Linked DNA regions of Homo sapiens: region 1 is linked to region 2. Evidence: chromatin loops called from intact Hi-C (ENCODE). Cell type or tissue: CD4-positive, alpha-beta T cell. All regions are shown on one strand.

The links. Peaks named below come from ENCODE experiments on the same cell type or tissue, not always from the same donor. Only the 100,000 strongest peaks of a DNase experiment are listed, where the experiment ranks them.
Region 1: a loop joins it to region 2, with 9 times the contacts of the local background. A loop is called at or near these places in 83 of 110 quality-filtered maps.

What each region holds. Positions count from the first base shown.
Region 1 is chr15:74,767,593-74,770,092 of GRCh38, forward strand. No RefSeq gene overlaps it. Among named protein-coding and RNA genes, the nearest start is that of CSK, 13 kb to the right of the region's middle. RefSeq lists an enhancer at 1-519. In CD4-positive, alpha-beta T cell, CTCF peaks have their summits at 1,459 (motif pointing left) and 1,664; a DNase peak (open chromatin) is centred at 1,409.
Region 2 is chr15:74,372,578-74,375,077 of GRCh38, forward strand. No RefSeq gene overlaps it. Among named protein-coding and RNA genes, the nearest start is that of LINC02255, 5.3 kb to the right of the region's middle. RefSeq lists silencers at 1,249-1,298, 1,899-1,958 and enhancers at 1,559-1,608, 2,090-2,500. In CD4-positive, alpha-beta T cell, CTCF peaks have their summits at 1,260 (motif pointing right) and 1,467; DNase peaks (open chromatin) are centred at 1,254 and 1,894; H3K4me3 peaks cover 1,341 bases; H3K27ac peaks cover 578 bases.

The sequences.
Region 1 (2,500 bases), 400 kb after region 2:
CCTCCGGGGGCTTTTCTTTTCCTGGGAAGAAGGTCTTCTTTCCAGGAAGGTGGTGTACGGGCAAGGCTGAAAACCCAGCCTTCATTCTGCCAGGCCAGTCCCCTCCTAGTCCCTGCTGCCCCAGGGCTGCAGAATCCTATCCTGGCTCCTGCCAGGCTCCCCTGCAGCTGGGCAAACAGGCAGTGGGTGGGACTCGGTATAATTTCCTCCTTGCCCGCCTGGGGTCTGCTAGGCTCTGGCTGAGCTCTCTGGCCTCTGCCCTGCACCCCCAACTTGGAGCCCAAAGGGGGTCATGGGTCTTTCTGCCCTGTGTCCCCAGGGATGCACCCGATGAGTTTGAGAAGGGGCTGCCTTCTCACCCAGAGAGAGGTGAGGCCATCCCCTCACCCAGAGAGGGGCTCCAGGCCCCACTCCAAGGGAGAGTCAGAACTTCCCGGTGCCTACAGGCGCACTGTGCTAAACCAGTGTGAGCATCCTGCGCTGATAATGCTACATGCATAAGCTGCGGATGCACAGGGGCTCAGACTCAGGGGACTGTGGGGAGTCCTGGCAGCCACATATACATCGGGCTCACCCCTGTAGCACCCCATCTAGAAAAGCCCATCCAGAGCCAGAAGGGGCTTCTGGGGATGGTTCCTGGAAGGGCTGGGTTCTGCTGTTCTCTGAGTGACCAATCCACCCATTCTTTCCAGAAATGGTCCTATCCCATCTCCTTCCCCTCCAGCCGCTCTCGGTTCCCTGCCCTCATCCACCCAGGATGTCACTGGGCCTGCTGCGAGTGGCTGCCCGGGGAAAAGGCCAGGAGCTCTGCAATGAGCCTGTAATCCCAGCACTTTGGGAGGCTGAAGTGGGTAGATACGCACTACACACAAGCCAGCACCAGGTTCCTCCCACCCAGGGGATGACAGAGGAGCTCCAGCTCACCACCGTGCCTCAAGTCCCCTGCTTAACTGTCCTATGTGAGCTCAGGGCCGCCCTCTGGGGGCTTTTCTTTTATTTATTTATTTATTTATTTATTTATTTATTTATTTATACTTTAAGTTTTAGGGTACATGTGCACAATGTGCGGGGCTCCCTTCCTCCCAGCAGCCATGCTGTCACGTGCTCCTTGCCCCGGAGAGGCAGGAATCTGTCCCGAAATGTCGAGCTGAAACGCTTCCTGGACGCTTGCTACAACCGTGGTCTTCAAATTCTACTAAATTTTTCCAGTGGCAGGATTCACTGTTGAAAGGAAAGCTTCCCACCTTGCCTGTTCCTCCTAACCCCAAAAAAGTCGGGCTTGTGATCTATGGGGAGAAGAATAGCCCCCGCCCCACACCCATCTGATGCCCAATTCTTCCCAATCCATCAGCCCCCAGCCCTGTCCTCATGTCAGGATCTGCCCGCGTCACTCTCCCCAGCCAAGAACTGGAGCCGAAAATGCAGTGTAGGCTGCCCCCTCGTGGGCAGTTAGAGAAACACATGTTTCTCATAGCTGCTAGCCTTTACCCACTGTCTTGGGGACCCCACCCCAAATAAAAAGGCAACCTAAGGAATAAGCGACTTTGTTTTGCAAATACAACTTCAAGACAAGTCTCAAGTCAGTCCTATGCAGAAATTCTAGAGAAGCCACTAAGAGTGGCCAGAGGACAGCCCCCCACTTCCTCTCATTCCCCAGCCTGGTCCTCATAGACCCACCTGGAGTAGAAATTCCTCGTGCAGGCCAGGCGTGCTGGCTCACACCTATAATCCCAGCACTTTGGGAGGCTGAGGCGAGCTGATCACATGAGGTCAGGAGTTCGAGGCCAGCCTGGCCAACAGGGTAAAACCCCGTCTCTACTAAAACTACAAAAAAAAAAAAAAAAAATAGCCAGGTATGGTGGCAGGCACCTTTAATCCCAGCTACTCAGTAGGCTGAGGCAGGAGAATCGCTTGAACCCAGGAGGCAGAGGTTGCAGTGAGCCAAGATCACGCCACTACACTCCAGGCAGGGTGACAGAGCAAGACTCCATCTCAAAAAAACAAAACAAAACAAAAAAAACACCAATTCCTCATCTAACTCCCTGCCAGGAGTTCAACTTCTGTTCTCATACTTTTAAGAACAGAGAGCTCACTACCCTCAAGGCTGATTCATTATATTTTCTGTGCTGGGGCACTGGGAACACTGATGGTGCAGATCCATTTGTAACCTCCTGGGACTCTCACATTGCTCACTTAGCTGGAGCAACAGGTGAGAAAACGAGGGTTGCAGGTGTGCCAAAGGCACAGGGATGAGAGCGGCCAGTTCTTCACGGACCTACACCTCCACCTGCCTCTTCTCAGGGATCTTATATTCAAAGGGATTAAATTCCAGGATCTTGGAGATGGCTGCAGTCCAGCTGCCCCCTTGCTTCTGCTTTCACTTGAGAATCAGCCGAAGTTCCCCGAGCACCTGCTCCATGCCAGGTCCCTCCTGGCACTTTGTCCCACTTAGTCCTTAAAGCTCGCTGTGATAGCGATGTGCTAATGCCCACTGGGCAGA
Region 2 (2,500 bases):
GCACTCCCTGCCTGGGTGCACACTGTGGCTCCTTGTCCCCCTCTATACATTGCCCAGGCTGGCTTTGAACTCCTGGGCTCAAGCAATTCTCCTGGCTCGGCCTCCTGAGTAGCTGGGAATACAGGCGCGTGCCACCGCGTTCAGCTTCATTTTTATTTTTACAGCTTCACTTCACTTCCTCAGTGCAAACATGTTAAAATATTAAAAATTTGCTGTAAAGTTTTTGAAAGGATATTTATAATTTTGCTCTTGAAACCATTTGGCTAGGAGTGACTGATTTAAATTACAATTGGGAATTCTTGTGAAATGAGAAAAACCTAGCCCACACATTCTTTCAGATGTAATGAAATTTTTATGAATACTAAATTTAACAGTTAATGAGGTTGATATAATGTTACAGTTGGACACTTGATTAAGAATTTATTGATTTCCATTTTGCAGTGTTCTTATTTGAGAGCCAATCATTTTTTCTTCAGCTGTGAAATATTCACATGGGCCCTTGGGAGGCCCCCGCTGCGGGCTTCTCTAGCGGGCAGTACATAAGTAACCAGGCCAACAGCTCTTCCCTGTCCTCCCCCTGACACACCTCGCACCCCTTTACACAGGCACATAAGGAAAAACACCCATCGTGGCTGGACCATGGAGACAGAGTCCAGTTCCAGAGGAGGAAGAGGATGGGGCCAGTCAGACAAGGGCACAGAAGCCATGCCATGCCATGTCATGTAAGCAAGAAGCTTCTTACTGCAACCAGTGGCTGGGGCTGCTAAGGGCACTAAGATTCAAGACCAGTGAGCCACGGAGGTTGGCATGGGCACCTCTTCCCTCCTGGGGACAGTAGGTAGTGGGGGCAGGAGGGGAAGGGCCACCTGCCTGGTTTACATAGTCGGCCACAGAGCGGTGGCCCACACTTATTCGACGACTATAGCCTCAGTGTTCCAGGCAGGTGTGCATGGGGCCAGCGGGCTATGAGAGGCTTCCACGTGGCACAAGGACAGCACCCCACAAGGAGAACATGAAAAAGCTAACACAGTAGCACAGGCAAGTGCACAGTACCCCAGCCTCCCCTCGGAACCAGAGGGCGGAGTGGACTGAGGCCACCCTCAGCCAGGTCTGCGGCAGAAGCTGAGGCAGAGAAATGCCACTTTGTCCTTGCTCCAGTCTCTCTCTCAGCCATTCAGATACCGCTTCCTTCACTCCAGAGCCTCAGCCGGCGCCTCTCAGATCAAACCTTGTGCCACTAGGTGGAGCCAAAGCCCACAGCAACAGCGCCGGGCTCGGACACCCAGCCGCCCGCGTGCAGGAAGGAGGTGGGCTCGCGAGGCAGGGGACTGGGGGCCCCGGGCTGAGTCTGGGCCCTACCGGGGGGCCAGGAAAGGAGTGGGAGAGCCAGCCACAGCCCACAGTGGACTTATTTGGTTTACATGGTCCGTTCCGTCCGAACTCGCACTGTAGGCTAAATGGTCCCAGAGCCAACCCCGGCAGCCGCAAATCCCCGTTTGTCAGATAAGGAGGCTGAGGGCCTGAGGGGAGGATCCAGGAGAGCCAGAACAGGGCTGAAGCCAGAGCCCGCGCCCCTGTCCACAGAGCCTTCCCCTGCACCGCTTCCGGGATGTATCCCCTGCCCGTGGGGAGGGCGCACGAGAAGAAGGTGCGGCTTCCAGAAGGGAGATCCTGGGAACGAGGCCGGGAGACACGCTTGGCTCCGGAGCCTAGGACTGGCTCCGGGGCACGAGCCGCAGTCCCCTCCAGCACCTCCTGGTGGGGGCCGCAGCTGGGATGCTGGCTTCGGGCGCCGGCGGCCGGAGCAGCGGAAAGCATCCACCTACAGAGGCTGCGGTGGAGGGGGCGGGGCGGGCGCGGACCCGGAGGCGCCGCATTGGACGAGGGGGTTGCTGGGGTTCTCGGATTGGCTGGCCATGAGGGGGCGGGACCAAGGCCAGGGCTGAGAGGCGTGAGGACCTGGAGCGTGAACGCGTGGGGAAGGCGCAGAGACCTGGCGCAGGTGTTGCGGAGCCTTCTGAGACTGGCCTAAGCTGCAGAATTGATCGAGCATCTGGAGTGGCCATCGGCCGTGTTGCCCGCAGACACAGGTGTGCTGCGACAGACCAAGCTCCAGGGTCCCTCAGGTAGCCAGGTGTGCGGCACAGCTTTGTCCCTCCCAGAACTCAGTTTCCCCAGCAGGGGGCCCGGGGACTATTCCAATCCAGTACTCTGGCCTGCCCCTCCCCTCGCTCTCACTGACCTCCCAGCAGCCAGACCAGGTAGGTATCCAGGCTCCTTCCTATCCTGCCCCCTGCCCCGCTCCATCCTCATCTTTCCCTTAAAGAAACCTCTCTCCAAGGTCCACGGTTACATCACATACAGCTTTGCACACCCAGTGCCCAGCACAGAACCCCCACCCTCTGTGGTTGTCCTTTCGCTTCTCGCAAGGTCCATGGGAGCAGGGGACCAGGCTGGGACAACATGTGGCCCCACCTGGTTGCTATAAAAGCTCAGGTAA